Regions from separate parts of the Homo sapiens genome. Here region 1 is linked to region 2. A link is a loop called in an ENCODE intact Hi-C map of the cell type or tissue named here. Cell type or tissue: HepG2. All regions are shown on one strand. Links, peaks and the distances in the headings refer to the core of each region. The heading gives the core; the rest is flanking DNA. Region 1 overlaps LOC124901607 (a long non-coding RNA gene). Region 2 overlaps GARS1-DT (GARS1 divergent transcript).

Region 1 (8,333 bases), core at 152-8,151, 340 kb after region 2:
GAGTTGCCACGGTAAGAACCAACTGAAGTAACAGGAAAGTATTTTGGAAATATACAAGGCAAGGTAGTCATCACTGCTGCCATGGCTTATTTTACTTGCTTGAGACCATATAGAAGGGAGGGGAAAGACTGATTTTATTACTCTAGCTACTCCCATTATTCTCTTAAGCAAGACACAAAGCTAATTCTTCCCTCTCCATGCAAGCCATTCTGCACTTACATACTCCCTGGACCTCGCTCCTGCCTCTAAAGACCTCCAGGGAAGGAAATTCTGTTCCACCCAGGCAACTCATTCTGGAGTTCAAAAACCTCATTATCTGGAAGTTCTTTCAATGTCTATCCATAGCCCCTTGTACTGCCAAGTAACTGATTACCTCTGATTCTGATTTCAGAGGAGATGAGGATTATCTCTTTCACCCTACTGTGACCTTCAAGGCTGTTGAGACTTTGCTGCTAAGTTTTCTTCTTCCCCTCTCCAGTGGAGGAAACATAAGATTTTCACATCCAGTTCAGAGGAATGTCAAGAATTTATTTTACATGCAGTTGAAAAGTTGATGCTGCAAGAACCCAGGACTCAGAATCAGGCTGAGGACAGGCTCTTAGATGAGGGAAAAGTCACCAACCACAAAGACATCTCCTGAAGTTGATCAAAGCGTTCCCATCTGTTGCCCAAGAGACAATGACCAGGCAGGGCAGATCAAAGAAAACCAATGTTTTATGGTGATAGTTAGAGCACCCTAGGGCTGCAGCTGTCAAAGTTCTGTTCTTCAGTGGTCCAGCCAGTGGAAGGGTCTGGCAATGTTCTGTTTTCCAGAAGCTTCCTTTGTAAAACTTCAGAATGCTCTTGTATTAGTCCATTCTTGGGCTGATATAAAGAAATACCTGAACTGGGTAATTTATAAAGAAAAGAAGTTTAATTGGGTCACAGTTCTGCAGGTTGTACAGGAAGCATAGAAGCTTCTGCTTCTGGGAAGCCTCAGGAAGCTTCCAATCAGGGTGGAAGGAAAAGGAAGAGCACACACTTCACATGTCCAGAGCAGGAGGAAGAGAGAGCGAGGAGGTGCTACAATCTTTTAAACAACCAGGTCTCACAAGAACTCACTATTACGAGAACAGCACCAAAGGGATGGTACTAAACCATTCATGAGAAACTGCCTCCATGATCCAGTCACTTCCCACCAGGTCCCACCTCCAACATTAGGGATTACAATTTGACATGAGGTTTGGACGGGGACACAGATCCAAACCACATTAGCTCTGAATGTCTTCAACAAACAAGAGTCAGGGGCATATGTTACCACCACCTGTATTTTACAGAAAGAGAAATTCAGATATATTGTTCATCCTTTTTTGCAACTTTCTGCACTACATAGTGGACTCTTTATCAAAGCTAGGGTATTTTTCAGGGATGCTAAAGTATTGAAATAAGTTCCAGCACTGTGATTTATTTCTACAGAGAGGCTTTCATTTTTTTTGCATCCTACTGCGAAGGAATCACTTTCCATAAGGGAGATCATTTTGAGTTTGAGTGTAACGCGGTCAATCAGGAGGCAGGGATGGGAAAGCTCCACCCTTACATTGACTTACACCTAAGGCAGAGAAGGGCCTTCTGCAGATCAGAATCCCATTGGCCTTTGTCACTGAAGTAGCAATGCTTCTCCTCTTGTATGCAATGGGTAGTCTCCGAGCCCAGAGTGACCTGCAGAGTCTCAGAACACAGTCCACCTTCAGCTCTGTCAGTCCTTCGGTATGTGGGCATTGGCATCGAATCCTGGCACTAGGCCTGCCTCTAACATTAGTGGTGGCCAGGGCAACAGTACAGCTGGAAGCCCCCTGCACTCCACCTGCCCCACCTCTCTTCCCATCCCTAGCTCCATCTTGTACTGAAAAGGATTTGGGGACCCAAGCTCCATCTGCTGTACTCCCCAAAACATCTGCCTTCAGCCACCACTCAGACCAATCAAGTAGCATGTTCTAGAATAGAAATGGGGCATGGCCTCCAGGTAGTCACATCCTCTTGGTGCCTGGTCTCTTTCCTCCATGGAGGTAGGTGGAATGGTTTGAATGGATGGTGTCCTCTGAAAAATTCATGTTGAAACGTAATCCCCAATGTAACATTATTAAAACTTATGGCCTTTGAGAAGTAAGTCATAAGGGCTCTGCCCTCATGAATGGGATTAGTGTCCTTATAAAAGGGCTTGAGGTTGAAGGGAGTGTCTCCAGCCCCTCCATCCCTTCTGCCATGTGAAGACACAACATCCCTTCTGCCATGTGAAGACACAACATCCCTTCTGCCATGTGAAGACACAACATCCCTCCCCTCCAGAGGATGCAGCAACAAGGGACCATTTTGGAAGCAGAGAGCAGCCCCCACCAGACACCAATCCTGCTGGCACCTTGACCTGGGACTTCCAGCTTTCAGAACCATGAGAAATAAATGTCTATAGTTTATAAATTACCTAGTCTGTGGTATTTTGTTATAGCAGCACAAATGGACTAAAACAGAGGGCAGAGGGAGAGGGAGCTTTCTAAAGCTCAACCCTAAACCCTTTCACTTGCTAGCTGAGGCAAGTTGCTGAAACTGCCTCTGCCTTAAATTCCCCATCTGTGAAATGGGAATAATAGAGATGCTTACCTCATGGGCTGCTATGAGCACTAAATGAGATAATTCATGTAAAGTGTTTAGAACAGTGATAGGTCGTAGAAGCACTCATAAATGATAGCCATGATTGTTCTTAATTTATACCTGTAGAGTCTGAATTCTAGGCAGGTAACCACTTCCCCAGCCACTGCATTCATCCCATTTAAACACCCTTGCCACTATGCAGTTGCCACCAAGCATTGAACAGTTTCCTAGACCAGCGCTGCCCAATAGAAAGTCAATGCAAGTCAATAAGTAATTTTTAATTTTCTTTTTAAAAATAATTTCAACTTTTATCCTAGATCCAGGGTTACATATGCAGGTTTGTTACATGGGTATATTGTATGATGCTGAGGTTTGGGGTACAATGGATGCCATCACCCAAATAGTGAGCATAGTACCCAATAGTTAGTTTTTCAACCCTTGCCCCACTTCCTTCCTCCTACCTCTAGTAGTCTCTATTGTCTATTGTTGCCATCTTTATATCCATAAGTAGCTAATGTGTAGCTCCCACTTACAAGTGAGAACATGTGGTATTTGCTTTTCTGTTCCTGCATTAATTTGCTTAGGATAACGTCAAATTTTCTAGTAGTTACGCTAAAACAAGAAAAGAAGGAACAGGCGAGATTAATTTCATAGTGTATTTTATTTAACTCAGTATGTCTAAGATATTATCATTTTGACATGTAACCAAGATAAAAATTATTATGGATATATCTATGTTTTGGTACAAAAGCTTCCAAATCTGGTGTTTATTTTATGCTTACAGCACATTGCAACTTGGACTAGCCATGTTTCACACACTCAATAGCCACACATGTCCTGTGGCCACCATATTGGCCTGTGCAGCTCTGGATCCTTGCTGCCTATGGTGGCCTGCTAACCAGTTGCATCTGCACCGGCAGGCCAGATCTACCAAGTCAGAAGCTGCATTTCAGCAAGATCCCCAGGCGATACGTGTACACATTAAGGTTTGAACAACACTGGGCTAACACTATCGGCTAAAAGCAAACTTGGAGCTTGTAGAAAGCAAGAAGGAGCTCTCCCCTCTCACCACTCATTCTTTGTGCCTCTTTTGAGACCCCTCCAGAGAGCTTCAAAAATGTAATGCCTAGACCCTACTCCTGAGATTCTGATTTAACTGGTTTAACGAGGGACCTTGGAAATAGGAATCGATTAAGACGTTCCACAGGTGATTCTGACACGTAGCCTGGTGGAGAATCACGGGCTAACCCAACACTAAACACTGTGGCCTCATTCAGCTGCCAAACACACCTGAACTACATCCTTTCAGGCTTTGGAGTAAGTCAGGTTGAGCAACACAGCTCAGTATAAGCAGCTAAATCTCTGTAAAATTGTTCAAATGGTCCCAGTTGTCTCACAAACTCCCAGAAATTAATGCCATATGTGAAAATCGTATCCCTTTGGGAAAATAAGACATTCTTAATGTGGCTGCTGCTGTCCATTACTGGCTGCAGTTTGCTAGCTCAAGTAATTCCCTTTTGGTTACCAAGATATAAGGAAAATATAGAATGTATATATTTATTAAATTATTAATTATCCTACTAAAAGTCCTCATGTTCAACATATTAATATTGTTGGTCATTTCCAGGAAATAGTTAAATTCCACAGACATTTATTGAGTCCCTACTGTGTTCCAGACCTAAAGGGGCTGCAAAGATGTTTCAATAAAACAGATCCTACCTTCAAGGACCTCACCACCTTGTGGGGACCCAGCAAGGGCCTGGGATTCAGGAGAGTCGAGTCTTATCTGTCCTTCAGTTTCTCAATCTGTAAAAACTCAAATAAAATAGAACATGTTTATTACCAGTACTTAGAGCATCTAAAGGATTTCAAGCATCATCACTTTTTAACATTATTGTTGGCATTTTTTAACCTTAAAAAGTAATCTCAATGTATACATTTTCTAAAGTCACTCATTTTCTTCTTGAAAAGAAAGCTTTCTGGATAAGGCATAAATATAACTTTAAGTCATTGTGGGTCCAACTTGATCATTTTCCCCCACTGTTTTGAAATACTATATATTTAATATAATAATGAAATGGTTAGGGACATGCAGTTTTAAATTATGCAAATCACAAATGCTGGAAAGGAAGACATTTTGGTACTCTATTTCTTTCCAGAATTCTTGTGTGTGGGTTGGGTGGGTGTGCACATGGGCACGTGTTTGCATTTTTTCTTGCCTGAAAAGGAACACGAAAAGGCAGAAGAGGAAAGAGAAGGGACAGTTAAAAAGACAGTGACCCTGTCTCAAAACAAACAAACAAAAAAAAACAGTGAGCGAGGCAGCGGGAGGTGTAAGCAGAGAAGAAGGAGAAAACATGGCTTTGAAAGGCTACCTTGAGGGAGAACACAGGACTGGTGAGAGGAGAAAAACCACGGTTGGAGGCCACCTGCCCCACCTGCTGGCAAGGACCTAAGTTTTCCCTGGAAGCGGACTGCGCTGCCCCTGCTGGAAATTGACAGGCCTTCTGCCCAAAGGAAAAAAAAGTCCCATTTTAAGAACAAATCAAGTTGACAACACATTGCCATTCTGTCTTACCGGGTTGAGTCTTAGTGTAGCCACTTTGAGGAGCCATTTAACAGGTATCAGGCTGCCTGCTCATAGCTGAAAAGCCTCCCCAACAGAACATATGGCTCAGAGCTGGCCCCTGCTCCCTTCACACAATTCCTCTCCACCTCGTCCCTCCCTCACCGTGTGTGCAGCCAGGTGACGGGGCTTGGCAGGTGCCTCTCTGGCTCTCACTTGCAATCCTCCATCATGGTACCCTCACATCCTTCTGGGCATGCAGGCAGCAGTTTGGCTCGTGAGATCGTAAATGTCAACCTGCCATCACCTGTCTTTCCTTGCTCATCACCCTGAGGGGCAGAGCTGACCCGAAGCAGACAGCAAGCACCATCGTGGGAGGCAAAATGGATACACCGAGCCAAAGGAGTGTGATTAAAAGGCCTAACTCCCTTCTCTCCCTATTGCTGGCATTGGCCCTGCTAAGCCCATCTCCCAGGAAGATTGCCTTTGTGATTGTGTGTCACCCAGAAAAGAATAATAGCACGTTTCTCCAAGTCCCTTCTTGTGAAAATATAACATGTCAGGAAAGAGGGGGAGAGATGGAGGGGCAGGAGAGAAACTTTGCAGCTGACACCAGCTGTAGCTGTTTCCCCATTTCTGGATGCCTGCATGGTTCTGCTAAATGGTGGGGGAGCAGCTGGGGCAGCCAGGGAGGGAGCTGAGGCCTGGCAGTGATTCAGACACACAGAGCTTGCTGAACCAGTGTGTTTTATAAGAAGGTGGCAGAAAAGGGAAGTGGAAAGGGAATGACTAATAAGGAAGTAATTTTGAAACAGAAACCTGTCTGGATTTGGAAGCCAGAGTGACAGCCCCAGGTGGGAGAAGGAGCAAGCCTGTTATTAGAATTGACGAACACATAAGTGCTGTATCACTCCCCAAGAGCCCTGCCTGTCTCCCTCTCAACTCTCGCACAAGTGGCCCTGTATCAGGAGTGAACCACACAGAAACAAAGTGCTTTAGACAGACGCAGGATTTACACTGCCAGAGCCTCAGCTGAAGAGGCCTGACCCATGTGGAAGGCCTGCAGATAAGAGAATGAGTGCAAAAATAGAAGGATCAAGAGATTAATTATAAAGCAAATATAGCAACAGAGCAGAAAATGCGGACAATTGAAGGGGAAAATCCATGCTATTCCACCTGCCTAATGATGGTATTTTCATTCTGTGAATGCTTTCCTAGCCTTGCCCACATATACACATTTTTACAAAATTTTCAGTGTACCCAGAATTTCATACTTGCTTTTTTCATTTGTCTTTACATCAGAAACATTTCTCCTGCTATTTCACACTGTTCTTATCACTGGTAATTGCTATAAAATATTTTACCTAATGGATATACCACAATTTACTGAAATATTTACTCTGTAAGTAGATTGCACTTTTAAAAAAAAGACGTATTTGAGGTATAATTGATATACAACAAACTGTACAAATTTAAAGTGTATAATTTGATAAGCTTGACATGAGTCAGCCTGTAAAACCATCACTACAATTAAAATAAAAACATATCCCTCACCCCTCCACCAAATTTCCTGCAACCCCTTTGCAACCTCTCTCTCTTCTCTGGGTCATTTCTACTTGTTAGGTTTTTATTTTGGTGGTCTTCCATGCCTCCTTGTATTCATACACTTGTGTAGTCTCCTCTCCCTTGAATCTGGGCTGCCTTGTGATCTATTTTAAATAATGGAATGTGGTGAAAGTGATGCTATGCTAGTTTCAGGCTTAAGCCTTAGAAAAGACTAGCAGTTTATGTGTTTGCACTCTTGAAATGTTTCATCTTGGAATTTAGCTGTCATGCTGGGAGGAAGCTCAAGCAACGACATAGAAAGGACCCCTGGAAGAAAACCAAGACCCCTGGCTGAGAGCCCTAGCTGAGCTCCCAGGCAGCAGCCAGCAGCCACAGCCAGCCATTTGGACATTTCAAGCATACTAGTGCTCCAGCCCACACCACATGAAGAGAACTGCCCAGTCAACCCACAGAGTCCTGAGAAATTATAAATCATCATAGTCTAAGCCACTAAGTTTCTTGAAGTGGTTTGTTACACAATTATGAGTAAGCAAAATAGGCTGAGAACACAAGCGATTTTTGTTAGGATGGAGAGACCCATTCTTGGAGAGTCCCATGAAACAGAAACAGAGAAGTGAAGCAGGATTTTTTTCAACCCCATGTCACTCTCCAGCTCTTGCCTCCTTTACCGCTAAATTTCTTAACAAAGTGCTGATCCTTGCTGTCCATCCTTCCTTGCCTTGAGCCCACTCTTAAAATTGGCCTTCCAATGGTCCTATCACCTTTAAAAATGCTCTTCCTGGAGTCACCAGTGAATTTTTTATTGCTCAACCAAGAGGAAGCTTCAGTCCTCATCTTATCTGACATATCAGCCACATTTCTCTTCCTTCTTTAAATCATCTTCTTCCTACATTCACTGAGTAAGATAGATATTGGTCCATCCACATCTCGGAGACCTAAAGAAATAGTGACTTAAAAGCACAGGATTTTATTGCACTATCATGCAAACATTGAAATTGGTGTGTTGGATCTGCTCTGCAACATTGTCCCAAGCCCAGGTTCTTTCTATCTTGTTGCTCTAACATCCTTAGGTATCCCACCTGTCTGTGTGGTTCAGGATGGTTCTTCCCACAGCCACAATCCACCACTGAAAAAGGGAAAATATATAGGAGAGAGCATATCCTTTCCCTTTAAGAGAATAATCTGTAGTTGCACATGTTGTGTTCAGATCCTGTAGCCGGAACAGTCACATGGTCACATCTAGCTGCAACAGAGGTTGGTAAATGCAGTCTTTAGCTAAGTGAACATGCACGCAGCCAACAATTCTATCACTGTGGAAGAAAGGGAGGATGGATGTTGGGGCAACTGGCAGTCTCTGTCATACTCACCTTTGTGACTCCTTCTCATTCTCCTTTGTAAGCTTCTCTTTTTCTACCCAATCTTGAAATGCTGATATTCCATAGGCCTTAACCCACCTCCCTGCCTTTCTCATTCTACACATACTGTACTCTGTGTAATTTAAACAGCTACAGAATGTTCTCAGTTTGTAACTTCCTATGGCCGTCCTGCCAATCCTCCCCTCCTTTACCCACTACCC
Region 2 (8,333 bases), core at 94-8,093:
TAATACTGGTTGCATATTTCTTATCCAAAATGCTTGGGACCAGAAGTGTTTCAGATTTCAGATGTTTTCAGATTTTGGAATATTTGCATTATACAGGTTCAGCACCCCTAATCTGAAAACGTGAAATCCAAAATTCTCCAATGATTGTTTCCTTTGAGCATCACAATGGTGCTCAAAAGGTTTTGGATTTTAGAGCATTTCAAATTTCAGATTTTCAGATTAGGGATAATAAACCTATATCTCAGAAACGGTACATTTCTGAATAATGACAAATTGTCATTATTTGCCATGAGAATTGTCATTAATGTGGGTGGAGATGGGGATGATTGTAGGTCAAGAGACTGAAGCAATAGGGTAGGCTTGGGTGTTAGTACGGCCCTTCATGGGAATGTGTTGATGTCATCCAGGGTCACGGGAGGCTTCTGAGTGGGAAGGAAGCTGAGAGCCTATGATTACGGTCTTCACTGATGAAGGCAGACAGTAGGAGGTTGGCAGATGGTGGGCACTGACTAGACTGGAAGTGCCAAGAACTTCAGTGGAGCAAGGTTTTACCCAAGACACAGAGGTTGTGGTCTAGAGCAGCCCAGGGATGAAGGATCACCCATTGGAGAGGACTGTGGGGAAAGCAGAGTCCTGGGAGATGAACCAAGCATCAGTTGAGGCTGGAACAGTTAAAATGTATACATCAAATTCTCTCCAAGGACACTGTACCCTTGGCTGAAAATTCCCTCCTTAGTCTACTTCCCATCCCAAATTCTACCCATCCACACTGTGGCATCCTAGGTCTCTCTAGCAGCTGAACAGGCAGGCCTCTGTAACAACTGTTTCAGCGCTGACTGAGTGGTTAAGTTAAATATTAAAAGTTGAAAGAGCCAGTAACCTTATACAAAGGCTGGAATAGAACAAAAGCCCACCACAAGTTTTTGCCTAAGTCTTTCCTGTGCCTTGAACCATGACAAGAGGAGGAAGGAATTCTTAACCAGACCCATTTAGGATTAAGTAAGTTTTTATTGGCTGGGTACGGTGGCTCACACCTATAATCTCAGCACTTTGGGAGGCTGAGGCAGGCAGATCACCTGAGGTCAGGAGTTTGAGACCAGCCTCCTGGCCAACATGGTGAAACTCTGTCTCTACTAAAAGTACCAAAATGAGCCAAGCATGGTGGCGGGAGCCTGTAGTCCCAACTACTCAGGAGGCTGGGGCAGGAGAATCGCTTGAACCCAGAAAGCGGAGGTTGCAGTGACCTGGGATCACACCACTGCACTTCAGCCTGGGCAACAGAGTGAGACTCCATCTCAAAAAAAAAAAAAAAGAAAAGAAAAGTTTTTACTGGGGGTCTGAAGACACAAGTTTTATTGGAGGTCTAAATGAACTCCTCAAACCTCCGTGATTTAGCAGGAGATGTGATAAGGGTAATCACCCCAGCACTTGGACCCATCTAGATTCAATACATTTACTGAGGCTCCAGAAGAAGGTCTTCACACCTTAGTTATGGATTAGAAGAAGTTAATCACTTACGTCTTTAGATGAATGCACACTTACATGTAGACATATGGCTTAGAAGGTATATAAACCCTGGAAAGCTTTGTAATTTTGAGTTAGTCTGGTGATATATTCCAGGCCTTCTCCCTGTACCCGGTTACAAAAATAAACTTCCTTCCTTCCCAGTTCAACTGCATCTTGTTATTGGGCCGCGAGAATCAGCAGCCTGACCCTCGGCTTGGACCAGGAACAACATGGTCTGAGAGAGCTCATCCCATGTTCCAAAGGGAGATTAAATGACAAATTAAGATACCCCAATAATAAAATGCCAACAATAAGATGCCCTACAGTGTAATAGAAACAATGTACCATTATGAAATTCCCAGTAGGAAATGAAAGCTCAAAGACTAAATTCACTTGCCATTTCAAGATAAAAAGAAAATTTCAGGTCCAAACTTTTTTCCTGCCTCAATTTCATATTCTGATCAGGCTCAGCCAGAGGATGTCTCAGTATTTAGACAGAGTGGAGGTTCCTGCGGCACCATCCTGGAGAGGTGTAACATTCTTTGGGTGGAAAAGGTGAACTCTGCTCTCATATGCTATCTACTTAAAGAGTCTGGAATTAATAGGGCACCAAAGATGATCACAGCTCTGTCTCCACATCCACCAAATTTAGAAACCAAATCTGATAACTAAGTCATTTATCAGAGACTCAGTGGTACCCAAGTGAGGAAGGGCCACTGGAGACAATCTTGTTTTTTTCACCGGGGCTGGAGTGCAGTGGCGCGATCTCGGCTCACTGCAAGCCCCGCCTCCCGGGTTCACGCCATTCTCCTGCCTCAGCCTCCCGAGTAGCCCGGACTATAGGGGCCTGCCACCATGTCCAGCTAATTTTTTGTATTTTTAGTAGAGACGAGGTTTCACCGTGTTAGCCAGGATGGTCTCGATTTCCTGACTTCATGATCCACCTGCCTCGGCCTCCCAAAGTGCTGGGATTACAGGCTTTAGCTACGGCGCCCGGCCATTCCCCTCCCTTTTCTGCTAGGCTCACTGAACTATTAACGAGCAAAAAGTAAACTTCCCTTTTCTTTGAGTTATTATACATTTGGGGTCTATTTGTTAGAGCAATGCGCTTGCCCTACTATACTCTCCCTGGGCCTTGTATGATGAAATTGGTAACAGCCACAAAAACTGCATCTGGGACACAGAAGGTGGTAGAGGGGAAAATAATCTGACTGACAAAGATTCTGTTTATAGGTGACTTTTTAGGATTGTGGAGTTAGGCAAAGCTGGGATCACTCACACAGCCTGATAGGGGATTTTCCTACGTGGGTGGGCTGACCTGGTGGTCCTGGTTACACTGCCCACCAGCCTTCTGGTGTCTCTACTAGGAGTAAGGTGCCTTCTCTTTCTCCTCCAGGACCCCACACCTCCAGACCCTGCTGAGGGAGGGCCACCCATTTCTAGTCCCAGCTCCTACTCTAACTATCTGTGTGACCTTAAACAAGGCCTTTCCCCTCTCTGGCCTCAGTATCCGCCTCTGAATAATGGGGCTGGGCCTGCCGACCTTCTGGCCCTTTTCTGCTCTGTGAGTTTGTGAACTTGTGATAGGGAGACAGGAGTCCTAGGAAGGAAATGGAACTGGTGATAGGGAGACAAGAGTCCTAGGAAGGAAATGGAACTTGTGATAGGGAGACAAGAGTCCTAGGAAATGGAAGGAGAGCACGTTTCACTCTGTCCAGCAGAGGGCAGCAGCTACCCACAAATCAACAGCTGAGCAAGGCCAGGGCTGTGTGGGAGCTATGCACAGGTTCTGCCTCCAGAAGCCTTCAGTGCCTGCCTCTGAGCCAGAGGGTTCCAAGCAGAAGAGGTCCCGCCCCCGGAGAGGGACCTCAGAGAGGTCCTCCAAGCCCCTCTCAGCTCTTACTTACGGCATCCCAGATGCCCTATTCCTCTTCTGCAGAGAGAAGGTGGTTCAGCCACTAAATGGTGCTGGGACCTCGCAGTTTGGTGGGAAGGAGGAAGCTTACTCAAGCAAGGAATATGAGACAGGCAAAAACCCACGCATAAGCCAAAAGCCCCTCCAAAGCGAGGTGTTGTTCCAGGCTGACAAGTGTCCAGCAGGGTGGACTTCAGACTCCCTGTTAGGAACTGAATTGTGTCCCCCAAAAAGAGAAAGTCACCCCAGGGTATGACCTAATTCAGGAAAGGTCATTGCAGATGCATTTAATTAAATGAAGATGAGCTCATGCTGGAGTAGGGTGGACTCTGAACCCAGTGGGACAAGCGTCCTTATTAAGAAGAGGGAAATCTGGACACACACAGAGCAGAGACCGCCGTGTGAAGATGGAGGCAGAGATCGGAGAGATGCTGCCACACGCCACAAATGCCTGGGGCTCCCAGAAACTACACGGAGCCTCCCCCAGCGGCTTCAGCAGGAGCATGGCTCGGCCAACACTTTGATCTTGGTCTTCCAGCCTCCAGAACGGTGAGTCGGTGAGTTTCTGTGGTTTAGGCCCCCCAGTTGTGGTTGTTTCTTACGGCAGCCCCAAGAAACCAATACACTCCCCCGTCCACTTTCCACGGCAGAGTTTGGGCGTCACTGAATCCCACCTCCACAGCAGGTTTTGCTTGGACTGCACAGTATTTATTGATGCTGCTGTTGGTTTTAATTTCTAATGTGTGTGCCTGTAGCTGTACCACTCCTCCTGATGACTCACCTGGCTCCTGCGGGCATCTGAGATGTGGTTTCTGCTCCACACTTCCTGGGGGAGCAGAGGAACTCCTCAGCCTCCTCTCAAACTTCTCTCAGGTTGTGCTGTTCACTCCCTCCCCAGGCTTCCGGTCCACACGGACAGCTCTGACCCCGAGAAGATTCTTTGTCTTAGACAAACATCTGCCTCCCTGTAACTTCGGTTCACCGATACTTGCTCTGCACTCCAGGGCCATACAGAACCCCTCTGCTCCCTCTGCCCTTAGCCATTGGCTCCTAGGAGACACTAGCTTGTCCGGCCGTCGCTTTAAACTGTCTAGTTCCAACTCCCTCAGAACTTCCTCAGTGATGCAGTTTCCTGACGGTCATATTGCCTGGATAAGCTCCAGTATGTTCAACTCCCTCTGTGGTTCAGCAACCAGGACTAAACAGGATTCACCTGATGCACATTCTAACCAGAGTCAAGAGGGCAGAAGCATCGCCTCCTGCGTTCCAAGCTCAATATCTCAATTGTAATCCCCACATGTCAAGGGAGGGGCTTGGTGGGAGGTGATTGGATCATGGGGGTGGTTTGCCCCATGCTGTTCTCATAATAGTGAGGGGTTTCTCACGAGATCTGATGGTTTTATAAGGGGCTCTTTCCCCTTTGTGCACCCTCTCTCTTTCCTGCTTCCTTGTGAAGAAGGTACTTGCTTCTCTTTCTCCTGCCAAAGCATGACCTTATAATTGTAAGTTTCCGGAGGCCTCCCCAGCCATGCGGAACTGTGAGTCAATGAAACCTCTTTCTTTTATAAGTGACCCAGTCTTGGGTATTTCTTTATAGCAGTGTGAAAATGGACTAACACAGATATTTGGCAGGCATCCAGTAGTCTTCGATAAACACAACCACCATCTAGTGGCCAGAACAGCCTTATCGGACCCCACTGTCTGCAATGAAAAGCTGTTCCTTTCCTCATCCTTTACAGGGCCAAGCACCCAGCATCCTGGGACAGTGGCCCCGTGTGCCCAGCTTTGAGGATGAGCTCATGCCTGGTTGCTCTGGGTGGAGAGAGGGAAGAGTTGAATCAACATCCATATGTATAAATCTCCTTTTGTGCATTTAGAATCACGTCCTTAGAATAAATTGCGATCAGTGGCATTACTGAAGCAAATTGTATCAAAAATGCAAAAAAGACCCATTTTTCCAAATTGTTTTCTAACAAGGAAGTCATATTGTTTGCTTTTTGATACTGTTCTTTAGAAAACGATGCATGAGAGTTTTACATTTCATATAGTGTGTTCTATTTATTTTATACTTTGCAATTTCTGTAATTTTTAAGCACTGTTCTTCCCATACTAGAGGCTCTGCTCTAACTATTCAACTTTTGTTTGTCCTAGTTTTCCTAAAATTCCCTTTTCCACTGGTGTGTGGTGCAAGATGAGGCACATTTTCCATGGATGGTGAACAGAGGGAGGAGCCTTTTGATCACAACCAGGTCACCCCACTTCTAAGCCACTGTGCCTCCAGCCCCACAAGACTAAGGAGAGAGAGCGCAGCGTGGTGGAGAGTGAGCTGTGCTGGGACCATTGTTTCCGTAACCTCGTTTTCTGTGTCCAGCTGACACACCTTCAAAGTGGCATCAGGTCCTAAACTGTAGCTTGCAATGTGCCTGTTTCCAGAAACCAAGGTGAAAGTGCTTTTAGACAGTGTTCCCATGCAAGAGTCCCTTCCCAGCTTTTTTCTGGAAATGCATGTTTCTCTGAACTCTGAGTCCCAAGAAAAATCACTTGAGACACCAAGAAAATGGGGGAAGTGCTAAAATTGTGTGGGAATTCAAGCTTAACAATAAACATCAAGACATTTTTGATAAAAATGAATCCACTGACATCGGGGAGGAGCAAGAGAACAGCACGCTGACACTGGGTCAGAGGCTAAGACCGACATTTCTGGGAACCACTCCCGGAAGGGCACAGAGGAGACGCTTTCAGCCTCTCATCAGCCAGCCTGGCCTGTAGCTGCTGCACGTTATGAGTGTGTTCCTGGCATGACTGCTTCTAACAGTGAGTTTTCTGGCAAATCAAATAAATACTAATAAGTCTGTATGCACATTATACTTTATACAAATCCTATGAGTGATGTTCCAGAAATAACAAGTTTTGAAGGCAAAATAAGTCCTTAAATTGGCAACTTTGACACATAATTCCATGTAGTAGTTAATCTTGCTAGAAGATCCCAATGTTGTTATTCTAATACAATCTGATAATGTTCACTGGCATTTTCCACTGTTGGCATCTTTACTATAGCCTACAGTTGTTTGTTTGTTTATTTGAGATGGAGTCTTGCTCTGTTGCCTAGGCTAGAGTGCAGTGGCGTGATCTTGGCTCACTGCAACCTCCCCCTCCCAGGTTCAAGCAGTTCTCCTGCCTCGGCCTCCCTAGAAGCTGGGATTACAGGCACGTGCTACCACGCCCAGCTAATTTTTGTATTTTTGGTAGAGACGTGGTTTCATCATATTGGCCAGGCTGGTCTTGAACTCCTGACCTCAGGTGATCAGCCTGTCTCGGCCTCCCACACACAGTGCTGGGGTTACAGGTGTGAGCCACGATTCCTGGCTGCCTACAGTTCTTTGTAAAGCAGACAAAATAGTTTCATTTTTTAAAGAAATGAACATATATGAGGCAACCTGTACCTAACTTAGGAGTTCAGAAATTCCCTGGACTGCCTATACATTTTGGTTTCTCATTCCTAATTCCCAAAGATTAAAATCTGTCAGGAATTTGGAAACATTGAATCACAGGCCAAAATAGGACCATGTCTCCATTCATTCATTCATTCAACAATTATTTATTGAGCGCATGCTATTTTTCAGGCACTGTGCCACATATTGAGAATAGAGTAGTGAGTAAGACAAAGTCATCACTTTAGGGAGTTTATATTTTAGAGGAGAGAAAGACAAATGAAAGTGTTTAGGCTGGGCATGGTGGCTCACACCTGTAATCCCAGCACTTTGGGAGGTCAAGGCAGGTGGATCACCTGAGCTCAGGAGTTCAAGACCAGCCTGGGCAACAATCCCATCTCTAACAAAAACATAAAAAATTAACCAGGTGTGGTAGCACATGCCTGTGGTCTCAGCAACTTGGGAGGCTGAGGTGGAAGGATCTCTTGAGCCTGGGAGGCAGAGGTTGCAGTGAGCTGAGGTTGTGACACTGGACTTCAACCTGAGTGACAGATCCCATCTCAAAAACAACCCTGGGCCGGGTGTGGTGGCTCACACCTGTAATCCCAGCACTTTGGGAGGCCGAGGCAGGAAGATCTTGAGGTCAGGAGATTGAGACCATCCTGGCTAACATGGTGAAACCCCGTCTCTACTAAAAATACAAAAAATTAGCTGGGCATGGTGGCGGTTGCCTATAGTCCCAACTACTCGGGAGGCTGAGGCTGGAGAATTGCTTGAACCCGGGAGGCAGAAGTAGCAGTGAGCCGAGATTGCACCGCTGCACTCCAGCCTGGGCAACAGAGTGAGACTCCATCTCAAAAGAAAAAAAAAAAAAAAACTCAGAACTATTTAATACAATGTACTGGCAAGCGGTGATGAGCACTATGGAAACGTGAAGCAATGTTTGAGTGCAGCGAGTGAAGCGGTGCTGTTTTGTTTGTGATTGTCATGAGGACCCCTCAGAAGAGCAGAGAGCTGAATGCAGTGAGCATAGAACCTTACTGAGGCCTGGGCAAGGCTCTTCCAGACAGCAAACTGCCCTGAGGCAGGACTGTGTTTGGCGTGTCCTGGAAACAGGAAAGAAGCCAGGGCCTCTGGAATGTGGTGAAGGAGAGGGAAAAGTAGTAAATGAGGCTGGAGAGAGAGGCAGGGGCCAGAACATACAGGGCTGTGTAAGTCACATTGAGTTCTTTAGATTTTCCTGTAAGTGTGGATGGGAAGCAGTTGGAGGGTTTTGAGGAGGGGTGGTGTGATCTGACCCGCATTTTAGAATCATCCCGTTGGCTGAAGTGTGGAGGAAAAAAGCAGGGGGCAGAAGTAGAGGTGAGGGGCAGCCAGTTAGGAGGCTACAGGAGTAGCCCAGACCAGACAGGAGGGTGGCTCGGCCCTCAGAGATCTTGGTGGGGCAGATTAGAGAGTGATCAAGTTAGAGCTAACAGGAC

What was found. A loop is a pair of places that touch in the nucleus more often than their neighbours do. Peaks named below come from ENCODE experiments on the same cell type or tissue, not always from the same donor. Only the 100,000 strongest peaks of a DNase experiment are listed, where the experiment ranks them.
Region 1: a loop joins it to region 2, with 18 times the contacts of the local background. A loop is called at or near these places in 2 of 110 quality-filtered maps.

Annotation. Positions count from the first base shown.
Region 1 is chr7:30,223,757-30,232,089 of GRCh38, reverse strand. It overlaps LOC124901607 (a long non-coding RNA gene), which reads right to left. Exons shown (of 3, transcript XR_007060274.1): 2 at 4,345-4,440. Among named protein-coding and RNA genes, the nearest start is that of ZNRF2, 57 kb to the left of the region's middle. In HepG2, for the core only: a CTCF peak has its summit at 5,071 (motif pointing left); DNase peaks (open chromatin) are centred at 629 and 5,079.
Region 2 is chr7:30,559,368-30,567,700 of GRCh38, reverse strand. GARS1-DT (GARS1 divergent transcript) reads left to right here. Exons shown (of 7, transcript NR_038889.1): 4 at 3,703-3,970; 5 at 5,573-6,235. Among named protein-coding and RNA genes, the nearest start is that of GARS1-DT, 14 kb to the left of the region's middle. RefSeq lists an enhancer at 3,073-3,122. In HepG2, for the core only: a CTCF peak has its summit at 3,234 (motif pointing right); a DNase peak (open chromatin) is centred at 3,250.